Regions from separate parts of the Homo sapiens genome. Here region 2 is linked to region 1. Evidence: read pairs that join two places in POLR2A ChIA-PET (ENCODE). Cell type or tissue: Caco-2. All regions are shown on one strand. Links, peaks and the distances in the headings refer to the core of each region. The heading gives the core; the rest is flanking DNA.

What was found. ChIA-PET counts read pairs that join two places held together with the same protein. Peaks named below come from ENCODE experiments on the same cell type or tissue, not always from the same donor. Only the 100,000 strongest peaks of a DNase experiment are listed, where the experiment ranks them.
Region 2: POLR2A ChIA-PET joins it to region 1 with 8 read pairs; 4 of 35 experiments call an interaction of 5 or more read pairs at or near these places.

The regions. Positions count from the first base shown.
Region 1 is chr18:58,356,231-58,366,512 of GRCh38, forward strand. It overlaps NEDD4L (NEDD4 like E3 ubiquitin protein ligase), which reads left to right. Exons shown (of 31, transcript NM_001144967.3): 19 at 964-1,022; 20 at 8,038-8,103; 21 at 9,769-9,998. Among named protein-coding and RNA genes, the nearest start is that of MIR122HG, 85 kb to the right of the region's middle. In Caco-2, for the core only: no CTCF peak of the experiment used is centred there; no DNase peak of the experiment used is centred there.
Region 2 is chr18:58,420,841-58,431,122 of GRCh38, forward strand. No RefSeq gene overlaps it. Among named protein-coding and RNA genes, the nearest start is that of MIR122HG, 20 kb to the right of the region's middle. In Caco-2, for the core only: no CTCF peak of the experiment used is centred there; a DNase peak (open chromatin) is centred at 4,261.

The DNA of each region.
Region 1 (10,282 bases), core at 1,189-9,188:
TACAGGCATGAGCCACTGCTCCTGGCCACCCTTTACTTTTCAAATAATTTTCTTCTTCTTTTTTTTTTTTTTTGTTTTTTACTAACCTAGATATCCAAAAACTCTGGAGAACCTACTCTCCCTAGTGTGCCCCACCCCCCGTACCTTTCATGTGAGTCCATTGCACTCTCTCTCCCTCCACTCCACCCTAGTACACACACAGGAATCCGTAAGGTCTTTTTAATTATGCACAGTTACAAACACCAAGTGATCTAAGGCAGCTGTTGTGTATTATCACCTACACAAGTAATGGTATAGATAGCATTGAACAGTCTTGTGCACATTAACTCACTTGGAAGAAAGCAAACCACCTTTTGCCAGTGTGACCAAACAGAAACCATGCTCTGTAATCTTCCTCTGCTGTATCTAATTCTCTTTTTTGGACTGCCTAAGCTGCTTTGATTTTTGTGTGCATATGAGTGACGCATGTAATAGATTATTCATTTGTTCAATGCAGGATTCTTAATTGAAAGCAGTTTTTCAACACCATAAGTAAAGAGAAAAGTATTTGAAATGAGAAAAAAAATCGTGTGTGTGTTTGTTAGCCTTTTGGGAAACTAAGACTTTTTAAATGCTTTTTTTCAACTAAATGAAAATCAAGATCAAGTTATAAATCCTTAAAAGAACAGGGGTTTATAATTCCCATTTTAGCAAGTTATTTGCCCAAAACAGTATGAATAGATGGTTTATCTTTAGTTGTGCATTTTTGATTGAGTGTTTTTAACTAAACAGTATGTGAGGGGGGTTGCCATATAGACTGTAGTTACCTGCTAACTCTGAAATACTAATTTGTCTTTAGAACACAGGGTGGGGGACTGGACAGCTTTTGAAGAATCCAGAAATACTTCCTTCCAAAACTTTCTTTACATAGAATAGATTTGAACTAATGTTCTGATTTTTTTTTTTTTTTTTTAACATTTTCAGATAGCAAAATTACTCAGTGGGAAGACCCAAGACTGCAGAACCCAGCTATTACTGGTCCGGTCAGTATTTTCAAATTCTGCCTCTTCAGTATAAGATTTTGGTTACGTGTTTACGTGTTTCTTGTGTATTACTGATAACGGTGATGTCAAGGGACAACGGTGATTGAGTAGTTGACTAGAAACAGAGCACTTTGCTGCCATCTCCTTACTGAAGTTTCCAGGTGAGGTACAGCTGCATGTGCCTTTTCAGATGGATTTCATTATAAAGGAAAACAGCTTGATAACGACAGCAGAATTAAACATTTTTCTTCTCCTTTATAAAAGGGTGGACTATAAGTATAGTCAAAATTCCCTCCCTTCCTTTTTATATGAAGCAAAACCAAGCCCTATCTTCATAAAGTGTTATCATTTCTTTAGGCCAGGAGTAGTAAATGTATGCCAAAAGTTTAAATCTTTTACAACTTTCAAAAATCTGTAGAAGTTTGGGTGAGATTATAGCTAAGTTCAGGAGCTGGCAGAGTTAAGAGTTTGGAACTCTGCCGACCCACAGTGTTCTCATGGTCCCCTCATATATGCCGGGTGGAAAAAGAATCAATTCTGATGCAGGCGTGATGACCTCTTAAAACACCGTAGCACACTGTGTTCATAAGGCAGTGTGAGAACCCCACTCCCTGAAGCATCAGGAGACATTTGGTATCTCACACTTGTTAACAAGTCTGTAGAATGGGACCACACTCATCAGCAGAGAGCACACCACCAGCTTTTGTCAGTGGCTATACGAGTGCAGGGAGGTAATTTGGAATTACAGGAGTTGTACTGCGATCAGCAGAAGATTGCAAATTTGGGATTCTTAGACCAGAGGAGCAAAAGGAACTGAAGTTTGTTATATCACATGCTGAGCTAAGAGGCCAGTAGGTAGATTTAAAATTCCAATTTCATGGCTTTAATCTGATTCCATTCAAATTATGTTTTGAATTAGTAAGATACATCCATTTGAAAACTTAAAAGATACTACATTGCAAATGTGCCCCGGTAACTGACTCCTGTTAGTTACTTGTTGGATTTGTTTAGTCATTTGGGTACTATTTCCTAGGCAAAGTGCCCAGTAGTACCTGGGTAAAAACAGTCAACTTTTTTCTCTATGCGGCTTAAACACTGCCTTACTCTGATGCTTCCTTTTGATATATATATATTCGCAGTCACAGTTGTTTATTGGAATATTATTTTCTCTTCTACATCATTAGAACAAGGTAAATTCAAGAAACTATTCTTTTTAAGTGACAGAAGACTTTTGACATAACTTTGAAGCCTTTTCAAAATATTTTTATCACTTATCAATTACCGGCCGTCACTCAAACACTGCTAGTCCTTATTAAATCTTACTGAAAATTGCTCAGCATCATAAAGCCAAGTAGATTTGCCCCCAAGAAAGAGCTCTCTGCTTTCTGTTAATAAAAGACCCTTGTTTATTCCTTCATTTTTATTATTATTATTCATTATATTGCTTTCAATAGAGGAGAATCTGTATTTAGGTAGTTATCAACTTAGTGTAGACATTTGGCCTTTGTTGTCATTCAGTTCTAAATATTTGGCAATTTTCATTTGATTTTTCTTCTTGACTTATACATTATTTAAAATATGCTTTTTAGTTTCTAAGAGTATGGGAGGGTTGTGCCTATTCATTTTTTTTTATTGATTTCTAATTTTATTGCATTATGGTCAGATAATATTGTCTAGAGAATATTTATTATTGGATGTTTATTTAAAACTTCATTGGAAGCTTGATCACTTTTTGTAAATGTTCTTTTTCTTTTTAAAAAGAATGTGTATTGTGTCTTTGGTTGAATATAGAGTTCTTTTTGTGTCCATTAGGTCAAGCCTGTGGTGTTCAAATTATCTACATTCTCATTGCTATTTTGCTATTGGATCTAATCAAGATAGTTCTGTCAGTCTCTGTGGTGACTGTTGCCCTGTCGATGTTGTCTGAGGTGTATATAACTACATTCTCTTTCTCTGTTCGTATTTGCTGTTTAGCATATCTTTTCTCTCTCGCGATATTTTATCTTCTTTCTTGCCTTTTGTTCAATTGATAGAGTACTCTCTATTTTATTTTCTCTATGTGCTTGCAGGCTGTACTTTCTATTTGTATTCTTATAGCTCTCACATTAAACTGTGTAACCCACATACTTGACTTAGGGTTAAAATGAATCACTGTCTACTCTCCTTAACATCAGGACCTCAGGGAACTTGAATGCCATTCTTCCCACTCCCATTTGCCACGTCATTGTTGGGTGGAATTTTAAAACTACCTTGCTTTAAACTTTCCTAATAGTCAAATAGTCATTAATATGTTTTATCTTTTTTCTCCCTACTGTCCATACTGATTTAATTTTACCAAATGTAGACAAATTTCTTTGCCCACCATTGGTTTGCCCACCATTGGTTCTTCCATCCATTTTTTTTCTGGGGTGAGTTTTGATCTTAGTGAAGCCTAGTCCAGTTTATGGTTCTTACTGTGTGGTCTGCTGACCAGAGTATCAGTATCGCCTGAGAGCTTGTTGGAAATGCAAGTTTTCAGGTCCTACCCCAGACCTACTGAATCAGCACCTCTGGGGGTGGGACACCAGTCTTTGTTTTAACTGCTCTCCCAGGGATTCCAGTGCCCCCTCAGGTTTGAGCACTTCTGCCCAGCAGCACTGCCAGTGACAGTCTGAGAGTGGTAATATCTCTTAGTCTTTGACTCAAAAGGTCTCATTTGACCTCTCTGAAGTTCAGCTGATGATAGAAATCTTGGTTAAATTATTTTCCCTCAGTGCTTTGGAGATTCTCCTGCATGTCTTCTGGCCTCCATAAATGATGATAACAGGTTTGCTGTCAATCTCATTGTCGTTTCTGTGTAGGTAAATGGCTCTGTTCTCTAGTGATTTTGAATTTTTATTTGTGTCTTAGATGTTTTACAATTTCGCTATCATCATGTACCTATGTGTGGAGTTCTCTTCATTTATCTTGCTTTGGACTCAGGCTTCTTCAGTATGGGGATTGTGTCTTTCCTCTGTTCTGGAAAATTCTCAGCTATTATTTCTTAACATACTGCATTTTTCCGATTCTCTCTAAGTATCTGTTTCTGTAACTCCTATTGGACATTTACTTCTCTTTCACATTGTCTGCTTTATCTCTTAACTTTTGTGTTTTCTGTCTCTCACTGCTGTATTGTGAGTTATTACTTAGCTCTTCCAGTTAATTCTTTAAGCTTTTTTTGTAATCTCTTTATCAGTTCATTGTGTTTATTATTTCAGTGACTAAATTTAATTGCTCAAAGTTTTATTTGGTCGTTTAAAATTTGCTTTTGTCTTCATAGTTATTTTGTCCTGTTCTCTTTATCTCTTTATTTATTTTTGATGCTTTCATCTGCTTATTATTTTTAAGATATTTATTTCTTAGCCTCTTTGAGATTATTCTATTATCTCTGGTCCTAGGATCATTAAATCTCCCACTACGTCTGTAGACTCTCCTTAAGAGTGTAGATTATTGCCTAGTTCAGTTTATAATTTGTGTGTGTGTGTGTGTGTGTGTGTGTGTGTACATGCATGCAAGAGGGAGAGAGAGAGCATGAGCAAGCTCATTTTTTTTTCCTATGAGGCTTTTGTAAGTCCTGACCTGTATTTACTGTTAACTTCTTAGCTTGGGTTCATGCACCCCCAGTCAGTATAACTGTGGACCTCATACCCACTTTGGCACAGGCTTGGAGTATGGATTTATTACAGGTCTGTTTCTTTTTGTTTTTCTCCCATTTATGGTCCTGGACAGAAGGTAAGCTTCCTTGCAACTTCCCTGGTCCGGTGGGTAGAGTTTTCTTGTCCCCTTTCCAGATGTTAGGTTTTAAACAATGACTGTTCTTTCTCCATCATGTAGACCAAAGGCCAAGTTCTGTGTCCCCATGGGAGATTAAAACCCAAGCCCCTATGTCTAGGTCCAGTGCCCACTGATTTCTCTAATTGTGAGTCTTTCTGCTTACCTAGTACCTAGAGTTTCTCTTCCCAAGTTTTAAAAATATCAGTTCTAAGTAGGCCTAGCGTTTCTACATATTTTTAGGGAGAGGGGACCCTTTCTGTGGCAGCTCAGTGTTCAGCATTCCTGTAAGTTAGCATGCTCTGTGTATAGCAGATATCACTAGTAATAGCATTTAGTAAGTGATGTTCACACATGCTGCTGTCATGAACACTATCTCATGTTGTGTAACACTTTCATTTTTCCAAGAACTTTATAATCAGCCGACTTGAAACTCACAGTCGTCCCCTCAGAAAGGCAGGGCAAATGTTGTTATTTCCAATTTGTCAGAAGCTCAGAAAGCTTATTCTGTTGCTGACAGTCCTTGCAAGGGTCAGAATCAGGACCGGAGCCCCAGATGCGCTGGTGTCACTGATGTCCCCGTGCCGGGCATGAGCCCTTCTGTGCAAGGAGCTCCAATGTCTCCCGGCCAGTGATGATGTGAAAACATTTAGAACCGACCTACACAATAAGGCAGATTTTCATTCTGTACCCAAAACAGGAACACAGATTTAATGCAGAGCAAAAGGGCTTTAATCAACAGATATGTTCATTTTTCACGTAGACCTATTTTACAAGCTAACTTGTAAGCCAGAAAATGACATTCGAGATTTTCAAGTGAGAACAAATGATTTGGTCCAATAATTAAAAAAAAAAAAATGTACGTGTAATCTCTTCAGAAGCTGCACTGGAAGGATGTTTGTCCTGGTACGTTGTTGGAAAGTTTTCAGGAAGAGAATGTAAAAACTTGCTCTTCTTATTCTATCATGAGAACTACCTCTGGAGAGAAAAGATAATGAATGCAAGAGGAAGACAGTGATTTTTCAGCTTTCACGCATCATTCCCCAGAAGGAGAAAGGCTTGAAATATCTCAACATTTCCGCCCACACCTCCTCAGCCCCTGCCAGGAGACAGAGCAGGCAAGGGAACGGGCATCATAGGCTGGGGGCCACATGTTGAAATCTGCTCCTTGGGGAATTTGTCATTTAAGACAGTCGAACTTGCATACACAGTGATGACTGTTTAAGCTTTTTTTCCAACATTTTCAGGAGTAGGGGGAACTGTGATGTAACAGTGATGTTTGGAGAACCCTCACGAATACAGGAACAAACAAAAAATAGTTGCTGGGAATCACAGACTTTCAGAAATAGAAGAGCTGAGTCACGTTTGTTCATCCAGTCAAATTCTTCCACTTAACAGTGAAGAAACTCCTTAGTAGAGAGGATGTGATGCAGAGCCAGCTGATGAGAGTCTACCCGAGAGTGCAGGCCTTCTAACGCTGGCAGGAGAGAGTGGAAGGAAGTCACTTTTTTAGTTCCTATGGGGTCATTTTTTTCCTCATGGCACTACCACGGTTTATTCATTGATTTCCTATTGCCTGTTGCTCTCAACAGCTTGTGAGCTCCAGGAGGGAACTGGGAAAGCTACCTTTGGTTTATGTACTGTTATTTTTCTGGCACCTAAAATGCCTTGCACAGAGTAGGTGCTCAAGAAGTATCGGTTGAATGGACGAGAATGAACACCAGAAAGTGAGAAATAAACTAGAGAGGAAATCTTAGTTTGTGACGGGATGTACTGTTGGTAGAGCAGAAAACATGATCTCTTTATTGGCTTATGTCAGAACATTGTATTCTTTTTCTTATTTTGGTGGTTGTCCAGGTATTAACAAATTTATACCTTGCCTAGACTCAGAATTGCTATGTGGTTTCATCAGACTAAACACTGCCTAAAATAAATAGGATGTGAGGTCAAATCTGTTGTTCAGTGGAAAATCAAAGAAGACTGGCTTAAAAACTAAGAAAAGACCATAGGCAGTGTAAATTGTCTATAGATTGCTCCTAAGCTATATAAAGATGATGTATTTTTTGCTCTGGAATTACAGAGCAAAACACTGACGTGCTCATTTTCTGGAAGAGTGGTTGTTTGTTTTGTTTCGGGTTTTTTATATAAACATGTCTTAAAACTATAAAAGAGGGAAGTTCATGTTCTTCATTTCTTCTGTTTCTGGTCAAGATAAGTATGGTGAAAGTGTAAGGTTTGGAGTCTGGAGATACTAGACTAAGGATCAGTATATTTTATTAACTTAGGCCGAAATGATAACAGCAGAAGTATTCTCTGCTGAAATTCATACTAGTGGCTAAAAAGCAATGAGTTGTTTTCGAGGCTGTCATAGTTAATGTCTGTGTATATGCAAAACCCAATCCTTTTTGCTCATAAAAATATCGTAAGCTTTTTCAGTAGCCAAAACTCACGGCCCTGACTCTAAGATATTGTAAGCTACTTTACAAGGTAGCAAATAAAGATTATTTAAATGACTACATTAACATGTTACTCCTTTGCCTGAAGAGATATCACAACTTTTGAATGACTATAGTTAACTCAATTCCTGAGCCCTCAACTGGGGTACTATCACTCTATTTCATAGATAAAGCATTTGAGATTTAAAGAAATCCTTGCCCAAGACCACTAAATATTAAGGGACAAACCTTCTGACTTCTAAATTGAGGATTTTTTGAGAATGCCATCTGCCTGATTTTATATTCCTTGATAGGAGTGTCAGTTCACTTCCCTTTCTGCTCGTTGTATTTCCCCACAAAAATTCGTTAAACCGTAATTAGACTTTTCAAAATGCCAACGTAGGTCATTCTGGGTTGTATGTTAGAAGTATTTAGCCAATAACTCTTACCTAAACCACAGCAAAAAAGAAAAACAGAAACACCCTGACTCATATTCTGACAAAAGTCACTTGGAAAGCATGTTTAGTTTGTGTAGCGTACCCCAAATGGTTTCTCAAATAGCAGTATAGCTGTTTTCAGGGGTGAAAGCTGCATTCAAAGCTGATTAGCCCTCATCAGTTCTAGGACTTTCCCCTGTGCTGTGTAGACATTATCTAATTTTTCCATGGATAATCTGAGAAGTGAGAATTTACGGTTTATGACTCATGAAATTCTCTTGAATGTTGCCTCAGTATACATAAAATTTCAGGTGTATTGTTTGCATTATCTATATTTATAAATTTATCTTCCAGGCTGTCCCTTACTCCAGAGAATTTAAGCAGAAATATGACTACTTCAGGAAGAAATTAAAGAAACCTGTGAGTAATCATGCCTTCCAAAAATGCTTTGTGTTAGTCATTTGTAAGTTACCACAGTCACTTCAGTGAGAACAACTTGGTTGTTACTTTTATATGAATGCTAAAAATATTACCTTCCTTTTCTCTCTGCACTTTGATCCTCCTGGTTCTAAAATCTGAATTTTCTTTTTAACAGAAATGGTAAGTGAAAATTAACTCAGTGTTACATATCAAATCACCTGAAGGGTAATTTCCTATGTAATACATAAAAAGACAGGAATGATTTTTATGGGATATAAAATAATTCAGAACCCTAGTCACAAAATCTGTGGAAGCCTATTCAATTATGCGCAGTTATCATATTTAATTAACCTGGATCCCGGTAAGAAAAATGTTCAAGTCCTTCCTTGTAAATGCAAAAGCTTAGTTTCAACTACAGTATTTATAATATAGTGTTATATTTAATTATAATAATTGGCAGTATTACGTCCAAATGTAATTTTCTACTTATAATTATCCCTGGCAGTTTAAAACCTAGAAACTCTAAAAATTTTTATGGGCAACATTTTAAATTATAACATTGCATTTTCTAATGACACACCATCCCCAAATTGTTCAACATTGCATCCTCTGTTTTACTTTCCGATTCCTCCTTAGCAGTTTTCTCTTCAATTTTCTCCATCACTATGGTTACACCTCTAGGGAGGGGAGAGAAGCGGCTGCAGCTCAGACCCCCTCTGGTGGCCTGGGCTCCATTGCCATCTCTCCCTGCCTCCTCCCCTCAGCTGGTTCCTCCTGCCCGGGAACATCTCTGGATGGGGCACAATGTCTGCTCTCATTTAGGGGTTTTGGTCTCTGTTCCAAAGTCCTGATTCAAGAGCTTGCGGGTAACTGCTATTGAAATGATTCTTTGCCTTCAAAACTCAAATGATCACTGAAAATTCCACAGTTTTCTTTGTGAGTCATGTCCCCTGGTAATGATGATGACTGTGGTCATCACCCAGTCTCACTCTATGGCTCTCACATAGCAGTGTCTGCTACCCGGAAACCATCTCTGCACATTCATTCTTACAGCCAGACCAAGCCTGGACCGCCTCTTTGCAGGAGGCAGTTGCCACAACCTTGGTCAAGTGTTTTGTTATTTTCATGTCAGCGAACCATGCTTTGGGCTGCTTTCCCCACACTTGGCATAATCAGGATCCCACTCCCCATGGCAACAAAATGGACTTGAGGCAGCGTGGATTATATCTACCACCTGGCGGCCCTGCCACAGTTGAGCATGGATAGGCCCAACCTGGCCAGGTGGGGATTATTACAGGTTTTGACTACCTGGGCTAAAGTCTCTTGAGTGAAGCAACAGATACAGTCGACTGCCTTTCGGTTGCCCTATGCTGGAGAAGTGCCCACAGTTGTTTATTAAAGGGGGCAAGGAGGATGTTCTCCTTCGCAGCAGAGTTCTAACTTTCCTGAGCATCGCTAGTGGATGCCGTGTGTCCCATCGTGACACAGCAAGGCTTTCTGTCTGCAAGGGAAAACCCCTAAAGGAGAGAATCTCAGTTGGAACCATTTGTCACTGCCTGTTTCTTTGAGGACTGCCAACTTTTCTACCATTTGCTGTTGTTTTTATTAGAAAACAAAGTGTGTATTTACTGTATGATTATGTGTTTTCTTTTGTCTTTTGTGTAGGCTGATATCCCCAATAGGTTTGAAATGAAACTTCACAGAAATAACATATTTGAAGAGTCCTATCGGAGAATTATGTCCGTGAAAAGACCAGATGTCCTAAAAGCTAGACTGTGGATTGAGTTTGAATCAGAGAAAGGTCTTGACTATGGGGGTGTGGCCAGAGAATGGTTCTTCTTACTGTCCAAAGAGATGTTCAACCCCTACTACGGCCTCTTTGAGTACTCTGCCACGTAAGTATATGGCCACACCCAGTGTGTGTCCCCCACTGAGACAGTTGTATGAATTTAAACAGAATGAAAGGATAAGCAGCTCATGAGTTCGAGATGCATTAACTCTGCTGAGTTTGTTCTCTCCTCACCCCACAGCCCCTTGCAAGTCTAGAACAGGTTCTGACTCTACGTGGTGAAATAGTGTACTCTGCGAACATCTAACATTGATTTTTTTTCTTGTCTATTGGGTTCATGGAGTTGAAATTGAAAACGTGGATAATTATGATAAGGAACAGGAGGCGATT
Region 2 (10,282 bases), core at 974-8,973, 64 kb after region 1:
TCTCCCGAACTGCATGGTAAGCATCTCCTACTTCTGATGTACCCCTTGCAGCACGGGACAGTGCTGGGAGCATAGCTGATAATCAATACATACTTGTAAATAGCATGATTGGCCTCCCTACTGGCCTTAGAGGCACTGAATCAAGTAGTTATAAACCCACCTGTACATGTAAAGCAGCCCCTGCTCTTTTCATGAGCCCTGGCTCCTCACCCCATCTCTGTTTAAGAGCTCTGGATGTCTCTGTTCTCGTGTGTTTAAGTGTATTGGCATCTGTTCTCTTTCTGGCTGTTGCTCATATAAAATCTATTTATTTCCTTTACTAGTGACCACTAAACATTATTGAGTGTTGTGCCTATCCAAAAAGAATGGACTATCACTCCCAATATATGTATATGTTTACTTATAAGTTATACAGATGTTTGAATATATTGTATACATTAACATCACATATAAGATATAGATACTAAAAAGGATTAAATAAATACTGAGGTTCTAACACTTTCTTCTGGCACCACAGAAGACCCCCTGCATCCCTCCAGGAGAGCTTAGTTCTAAGCTGGAGACTCCTGGCCAAGAGTCCAGAAACGCAACTCACTTATCTCCTCTGTTTGCGGGACACTTGTGCCTGCGGAAGATGAGGAAGATAATAGCAATAAAAACAACATTAAAAACAGCTGCCATTTCTTAAGTATTTATTATGAGCCAGGCACTGGGCTAAGACTTTTAAGCCAATTATTCTCATTTAAGTGGGTACTGTCATATTTCATAATATATATTATATATATAAATATATAAATATAAATATATAATAAATATGCAAATATATATTCATAGATTGTAGCTTACTTACCTATATGGTGCGGAAAATGGCAATGTTTGAGAATCCTCATATTTCTTTTTTTTTTTTTACCACTGAGATGGTATTTTAACTTCTTTCTCCATCTCCAAAGCCTGCTGATGCAGGAGTTGGGGTGCGGGATAGAACTGGCACTGAACTTGGAATCAAAAGATGTGGACTTGAATCCCAATCTGGCTCCTCAGGAACTAAGCAAGCCCCCTGAAAGCATTTCATGTTAGTGATGTCACTCTTCTCATCTGTAAAATGGGAATACTTTTAGGTATTTTGCCTTGCTATCATGAGGATTTAGTGAAAGGAAATGCTGCAAAGCATTAAACCTGTGTGTAGCGGAGTGTTCCATCCACCCCACAATCACTTGAGCCATGACATGCAAGAGTACCCATGTGAAGGTGTGCAAAGCGAGGCGGGAGAAGCCTCTTGGAGAAACCCCACTTTTCTATGGCTGATCCGGGGTCTTCCTGGCTTCAACCAGCGTCCCTTTCACCCATCATGCCCAAGGGCAAAGTACTATCAGGTTCTGGGATTGCCTTCTCTAGTATCTATCAGCTATGGCTACCAGTTGTCCTCTACAGGGAATGTCCTTCTTTTGGCCTGAAATGTCAGCTCTTCCTTCATTTTTCCTTCCTCATTCTTCTTCCAGAATCAAAAAGGAGACATAATTTTCCTTGTACAAAACACCAAGCCTTGTCCTTGCTATTACTCAAGCCTAAAGGAGAAGCAGTTCCATGTGGGCAATATTAGCAATGATGGCTGATTTTTTTTCTTTTGAGACAGGATCTCACTTGTCACCCAGGCTGGAGTGCAGTGGCATGATCATGGTTCACAGCAGCCTCAACCTCCCCAGTCTCAGGTGATCCTCCCACCTCAGCCTCCCGAGTAGCTAGGACTACAGGTGCTCAGCTAATTTTTTTGTGTTTTTTTGTAGAGATGGGGTCTTGCCATGGTGCCCAGGCTGGTCTGGAACTCCTGGGCTTAAGTGATCTACCTGCCTTGGCCTCTTAAAGTGCTAGGATTACAGGTGTAAGCCACCACGCCTGGCCAATGGCTGATCTTTGAAGCCCCAGAGAACAACGTAGATGAAATTTGTAGATGGAGAAAGAAGTTAAAATACCATCTCAGTGGCAAAAAAAAAAAAAAAAGAAATATGAGGATTTTCAAACATTGCCATTTTTCTGCACCATATAGGTAAGTAAGCTACAATATATGAATATATATAATTATATTATGAAATATTATAGGATGCATGAAGTTGCAGAGGAAGCATTGCACTTCATCTTTCATTCACAGGTTCATTCATCCTTTCAGCCCCAAGTCAGGTGCTGGGCAGATCCATGAAATAACAATAGTATCTCTTCCTCATCACTCCATGGTCAAAGCTTTAGAACCTGCCCAGGGAGCTGGGCTATGTCTGAAAGTTTAAAGAACCTGGTGGAGGACAGAGCTGCATGGCCCAGGACAGTTCCCCATGTATAAGCCGGGAGGCAGATGTCCATCCAGGGGGGTCTGAGGGAGGGCCTCTGTGCCAAGGCCTCATCTCCAATGGCCCCTGATAAAATTCCAGTATGCTGGCTGAGAGTGTGGCCCACGAATCTATTAGCACTTTAATATGAGCTAACTTATCATAGTCTCAGCAGGAGAACAGAATGGAAAAGGATCAGAAAGCAAATCAAGTAAGCTTTCGTATACTTAATTTTTTGGATTGGTATTATACTAACATGGTTCAAAATTGAAACTATGCAAAGGAGTACAGTGAGAGTTGTCCATACCACTTCCAAACTCCAGGTCGCCCATTTCCTTTCTCATGGCAACTACCATGAGCAGTTCTCAGATGTCCTTCCAGACAAATAAGCACAGTTTGCTGTCCTTCTTGTTTTTTTTTTACTGAAATGGAATTGTGTTATACATGCTGCTGGGTATCCTGCTTCTTTCATTTCATAGAAATTTGAGAATGTTCTGTGTGTTTTTAAAAGTATAATAGATCCTTAAGATTGTTTCATTGGTGTGCAACAACAAAAAAAACCCCACACATTTCACATTATTTTTGTTTGTTTGATCTTTTTTCTTTCTTTCTTTCTTTTTTTTTCATTTCACATTATTTTTTAATGGCTCCAGAATGTTTATGAGTATACCTTATGCTATTTGGCCGGTATCTTTCAAGTAGATATCTGGTGTGTTTCCAATCTTTTGCTATATAAGCAATACTGCAATTTTGCACACACTTGTACAATAAATTCCTAAAGGAGGAATTGTGTGTCAAAAGACATAGACATTTGTAGTTTTAATAGATATTACCAAATCGTCTTGCAATTTGTATGCATCTACACTTCCATCGTCAGTATATGAACACGCCTGCTCCTCACACTGTTGCCAACACGGTGTTAAGCTAGCAAATTTTGAAAATGGGCAAAAGGCAGGCCAGGCTCAGTGGCTCATGCCTGTGCCACTTTGGGAGGCCAAGGCAGGCAGATCACGATGTCAGGAGATCGAGACCATTCTGGCTAACATGGTGAAACCCCGTCTCTACTAAAAATAAAAAAAAATTAGCTGGGCATGATGGCACGCGCCTGTAGTGCCAGCTACTTGGGAGGCTGAAGCAAGAGAATCGCTTGAACCAGGGAGGCGGAAATTGCAGTGAGCCGAGATCGCACCACTGCGTTCCCACCTGGGTGACAGAGCAAGACTCCATCTCAAAAAAAACGAAAGAAAATGAGCAAAAGGCAAGAAGGTCCCCAGTATAGGGTGGTTAGGTCCTGCTCCATGTCCCGTGGAGGCTTGTGGTGCCTGGGGAGAAGTTAAAGGCCCTGGAGGTTGCCCTGGAGGAGAAGTCTGGCTGCCTAAGGGAGATGAAAAACTCAGACCAGCTCCACCTGCTTCTTGATCCTGCCAGAGCAAAACCAACAAAATAACTGACAATCCACAATCGCTTTGGGGTAGGTGCCAGGATATCCCTGCATCTTTCTCTGGGGAGGTAAAATCCAAATGTGTGTCTGAACCCAAATGCCCAAAGGCGATTAATTGCCCCAGTTTGCTGATCTTCATGCACTAGTGGCCTCTGGATTGGCTGGTATACAGTGCATGGGGGGACAGCCATAATTAGTTCTCTCCCTGCAGGCAGGGATTTGGTTTCTCCAACAAGATGGTGAAGTGTGAGAAAGGAGGGCTCCATCTTTGCCCACTCCCTCCTCTCACTCTTTTCTGCAAGGGTGATCTGATTAACTGGGGCCTCCAGTAACGGCCTCTGACCTCTGTCTTTTGGTCTTTTGGTCAGTAGAAGACAGGCTCTTCTTTAGCTTTCTGAGGACAAGGCTAGTCTTCTTTGGGGCTTAGATAGCAGTGTGAGTGTCAGAGGCTAAACCTAGCCCCCTTTCCCTTATCTTTGTTATCTGTTGGTTTCTCCTAAGGGATAGGCAGATATGGTGGCCCTATCTCCCCAGCACTCTCGGTACAGAACCAAAAGCACAGATAACCCTAAATACCACAAATGAATGGAAGAAAAGCCACATTTGTTTTTAAAGACCAAGAAAATGAAACCATAAGAAAGTTAACGGAAAATGTAGGTAAAAAACCTTTAAGGTGGGGAGAGATTTTTTTTAAGCATAGAGCAATAGAATAAGTGACAAAGTAAGCAATTGATAGATATAATTACACATACACACATATTTAACCTCTTAAAATTAAAAGACAATGAGTTTGGAAATTATTTGCAACAAAAACATATATCATTAATATATCCTTAATATAAACAAGCATAATATGTCCTAATATAAAAAGAGCTTTTAGACAGTAGTTAGAAAAAAATACTAAACTCTCAGTAGAAAAATGGGCAAAAACATGAAAGATAATTCACAAAAGAAAGCTGGAGTGCAGTGGCATGATCTCGGCTCACTGCAACCTCCACCTCCCAGGTTCAAGTGATTCTCATGCCTCAGCCTCCCGCATAGCTGGGATTACAGGCACGTACCACTACATCCAGCTAATTTTTGTATTTTTAGTAGAGACATGGTTTTGCCATGTTGGCCAGGCTGGTCACAAACTCCTGACCTCAAGTGATCTGCCCACCTCGGCCTCTCAAAGTGCTGGGATTACAGGCATGAGTCACTGCATCCAGCTGCCAATAAACATTTTTAAAGGTACAATTTTAGTGGTAATAAAAGAAATGAATGATAAAGCGAGATGCCACTTTTGTTTATCAAATAGAAAGATATTAAAAAGATATAATAGGTTGGGCACAGTGTCTCATGCCTACAGTCCCAGCACTTTGGGAGGCTGAGGTGGGAGGATCACTTCAGCCCAGGAATTCAAGACCAGCCTAGAGAAACACTGCCTTTACCACATTAAAAAATAAAAGTAGCCCAGCATGGTGGTGTGCACCTGTAGTACCAGCTACTTGGGAGGCTGAGGGGGGAGGATCATTGAGCTCAGCAAGTTGAGGCTGTAGTGAGCTATGACTGCACCACTGCACTCCAGCCTGGGTGACAGAGCAAGGACCTTGTCTCAAAATAATGACAATAATAATAATAATAATAACAACTTAGCAAGGGTGCAAAGTGGAGCACATCATTGATTAAAGTACAAATCAGTATTGAATTTTTCCATAGTAACTTATATATACACACATACACATCAATATATGCTCATAAATATATATATATTCTTTTCATATAAAATGAAGAAGTGACTAGAAGGAAACACCACCGTAGTGATTGTAAGAACAGTGTAAGTGATTGTGATTGCTTCTACTTTCTTCTAAGCTTCCAGAAATCAGAATAAAATACTTTCAAAATAGGAAATATTAAAAAGCATTTCAAAGCAAATAAAAAGTCCTGTATGCCAGCAGCCCCACAAAGAGAGGTTTTGAGTGCCATGCTATATTTTGAGTACAGCTGCTCAAAGCACATTGAGGGAATTTCTCACCAAAAAAAAAAAAAAAAAGAAGATTATGGGGGATTCGACTTCCTTTTCTAGAAATGTGTAGAGAATTCCCCCACAACAGTGAAAACTTTGCTGTAAATTACTCTCTTTTGGATTAGGAGGACCTAAGGCCCAGAACTTGTAGGAAGTGGGTTTGGTCTTGGAAATCCCAGCGTGGAGTTTCTCTATCTTGGAGTCAAGAAAACCCAGCTGTGACCTCCAGGCCTGGAATGTACGAGACACCCAATGCCACTGCCATGACATGACATGGTGTCCCATGGACACCAGCAGCCACAGAGTTCACTCACTGAGGTGTCGTCTCCTCCTCCACCATAATGATGGCTCAGCCACTCTCTCTGTCTGGTTCTGCCCCCACTGCCAACTGCCCAATCCCTGGCATGTTTCAACATTCAAACCCCTGGGAGAGAAAGGACCTGACTGGTTCAGCTACTCATCATTGTCCAAACTAAGTGTTCTCACAAACCAGTCTTCAGTACAAACATTAGCCAATCACCTGGAGCTAGAGGAACTGAATGAGGCCACTGGGGAGGGCTCCTATCTTTCCAGAAAGGGACTAAGATGGTTTCCCTCAAAAGAGATTGGAGAGATGAGAGGTACGCTAGGCCATGTATACAAAGAGTGGCTGGGTCCCACATGGAGACCATGGCTTAAGGACCTTTCCCCTAGGGTGTGGGAGTCCTTGAGCAAATTACTTAGCTTCTCTTCTGGAAGTTTCTACTTTCTCACTGATAAAGTGAGAATCTTAATTCAGCCTTTTTCATAGTATTATGAGGATTTAATGGGTAATGTACATTCAGCACTTATCACAATGCCTGCACATATGAGGCACACACTAAACCCTAACGGTTCTCGTTATATAATGCGTGTGAGCAGGAAGCAGGCTGAGTCGGTTGTGTCAACTGAACCTACCAGCAGATAGCGATGCAAGTTTTATTCACTGTCTCCTAAAATATGTTCATTTTCTCCTCCAGATCTTTGCTAACACCTAGACAGGGCTAAATATAGCTGATACTTTGAAAAAGGTGTTTTAAAGTGAGAATCTGCATTATCTCTGAATGAGTGATAGCTCACTCAGAAGCAGCATATTCTCTGAATTTAACAGGTCTCAAGTCCATCTCATCCCTGCTATTATTACCAACTATTGTTGGTAATACTTGCTGTTATTAGCAACTATTGATGGTAGTCCTATTATTCTTGGTAATATTATTGTTGGACTCTTTCTCTATGGTTCAGTCAGGCCTGAATTCCAATAATTAGCTAATAGCCAGCAAACACTAGCATCTTTCCAGACCAATAAACATTATTTTGACATTCTAATAGTAATAAGGATGCACTTATCAGACATATATTTTTAAATATGTGAAAACAAAGTCCAGACCGGGTGTAGTGGCTCACACCTGTAATCCCAACACTTTGGAAGGCCAAGGTGGGAGGATGGCTTGAGCCTAGGAGTTCAAGACCAGCCTGGGCAACATAGCAAGATCCCATTTCTATAAAAAACTTAAAACTTAATGTATCATCAAGGGACGCATCTGCAGTCTCAGCTACTCAGGAGGCAGAGGATGGAGGATCACTTGAGCCCAGGAGTTAGAGATTACAGTGAGCTGTGATTACACTACTGCATTCCAGCCTAGGGGACAGAGCGAGACTGTCTCTAACAAACAAACAAAAACAACAACAACAAAAACAATGGGCTGGGTGCAGTAGCTCACCCCTGTAATCCCAGCGATTTGGGAAAGTGAGGCGGGCGGATTGCTTGAGGCCAAGAGTTCAAGAACAACCTAGACAACAGCGAAATCCCGTCTCTACTAAAAAAAAAAAATTAGCCAGGCATGGTGGTGCATACCTGTAAACTCAACTACTCTGGAGGCTGAGGCGGGAGAATCGCTTGAGCCCGGGAGGCAAAGGTTGCAGTGAGCCTGTATTGCACCACTGTACTCCAGCGTGGGAGAAAGCGTGAGACTTTGTCTCAAAAAAATAAATAAATAAATAAAGGCTGGGCTTGGTGGCTCACGCCTGTAATCCCAGCACTTTGGGAGGCCAAGATGGGTGGATCACCTGAAGTCAGGAGTTCGAGACCAGCCTGGCCAACATGGAGAAACTCTGTCTCTACGAAAAATACAAAAATTAGCTGGGCATGGTGCCGCACACCTGTAATCCCAGGAGGCTACTCAGGAGGCTGAGGCAGGAGAATTGCTGGAACCTGGGAGGCGGAGGTTGTAGTGAGCCGAAATCACGCCACTGCACTCCAGGCTGGGTGACACAGCGAGACTCTGTCTCAAAAATAAATAATAAAATAAAATAAAATAAAATAAAATAAAACAAAAAGAAAAGAAAGTCCTGCACACAACTGCAGCTTATAGATCAGTATCAGGTGCTAATGGTTAACACACTGATGATATTGAGTATTGACATCTTTACTTGGAATCATATTTTATTATTTTAGCAAGAGTTATAATTTGTCTTCTAATCAAGCTATTTAAATGGCTTTCTGCATTCTGCCAAAATATTTCCTAAAATTCCACCAGTACAAATTAAGTCCTTTGTGTTCATATTTACCCATCCAGAGGCTCCTCTTTCAAAATGCCTAAAGAAGGGAGAGCCTGATGTTTCTAGGTCTTAAAACTCAAACCCTCTGTAGCCAAACTTATCTTCTACTTTAAACCAGCTTTTCTCCAGTATCTACCAAGCAGAAGCAATGAAATCCAGAAACCATGGCCTGCCCATCTTTGTCACTCCCTCTTCATCCTCTACAACCAAGGCCTGATACGCACCCACTGCCCCTCCTTCCTTCCCATCGCCCTCCCCACCCCCACATCTGCTAATTACTGCCTTGTGGCAGTCAGGGAGAGCCTCCTAAAACACAAATGTAGTCGTGGTGCTCCCCTGCTTAAACATCTTCCGTGCTTCTCCTTGCTCCCAGGACAGAGTCCAATCTGCAGCGTGGCCCGCCAGGACTTGTACGAGCTCTCCCAGCGTCCCAGCCCAGCTGTGTGTTGTACACTTCCCACTCCAGCCCCACACTCCAGTGTTATCAGCTGCTCTGTCTCCCATGCCACACTCTCACTGCAGGCTTCTGGCATCTTGTTTCCTCCTCCTAGGACACAGCCTCCCTCTCTTTTCACAGGCTAGCTTCTACCTACTTCCTTGTCTTGGCTCAGGCACCATTTCCTACAGGAAGCCTTCTTAGATCTTTAAGTGCCTTACTATGTGCTCCCATAGTATTTATCACATGGTTGGTTACTAACACCTCTTTATACTTCACTTGTATTTCTCTCTCTCAGCGGGTTAGGGATTACATCAATTTCATTCATGAGTATCTCCAGAACTTAGAGTGGTACCTTGACCACAGTAGGCACACAATTACTATTGAATGATTAACACATTAACAACCTTTGTCCTAGACTAGTAGTTCTTAACCATAATGAACCGTTGTCAACAACAACAACAAAAAAATTCCGCAGACTTCCCCATATAATAGCAGTTTGTACTTTTAAAATCAATTGATTAAGAAAATGCATAATGACCAAAAGTTATATTGAATTCAGTATAACATTGAAATAAATTTATATTTTATCAATGGTAACAGTACCCACATATATTCAAAGGCTTGGTACACAAGTGGAAGTTTCAGGCCCTTGCAGCCTCTCTGAGGTGTCCCTCCTCCATGGTGCAGCCTGCAGGGAATGAGGTTCTAAGGTGGGAGACAGCCTTAAAAGGGTCAGGGCCTCAGCTTTTCCTAATTCACAATTTTGCCTAGTGATGGACCTGTATTTGAGGACTAATGAAAACCAAGAATGACACTGAAAAGGAGAGTAAGAATGTAATTAGTATCTGGAAAGTAAATTCGTTTTCCCAGAACACATAGGTTTTATTCTAGTGGCTAGCCAGTGTTAAAAACTAATGCTGATGCAGGAAATTAGTCATCTTCGTGTACCCCAATTCCTGGGAATGGAGGGATGCCCAGGAGCCTGGTGGGAATAGGGGCTGTAGGCTGTATTCTTACAGTGTATCGGGTTCTCACGACTGGTGCTCAGACCTGTGGATCTTTTTCATTTCTTTTCACTTTGGGCCCTCACCCCCCTCCCCCGACCAACAAACCCACATTGCAAGGCAGCTCAGAATGGAAGCTGTGCCAGCTGATGTGGCCCTTTTGAAGGAGAGCTCACAAGAGGCACCCATGAACCCCCATCCAACCTTTCTACCAGCTCTCCTGTCCCGCCATGGTCATCGCTCACGTGGACTTCGCTAAAGCCTCTTCGCTTCCACTCTTACCCTTCTCCACCCTCCTCTTCTCACTGATCCTTTCAGAATACAAATAACACCCTTCAATAGCTCTTGGGATAAAGACAGAAACCCCACCCCCACCTTTGTCCCCAAGGTCCCACAGCATAGCACCTTCCCTACCACATGGTCTCGTCGTGGGCCTTCTCCCACTCCTCATCTGCTCCAACCACACAGACTCACCTCCGGTTCCCCATTTCAGGCCTT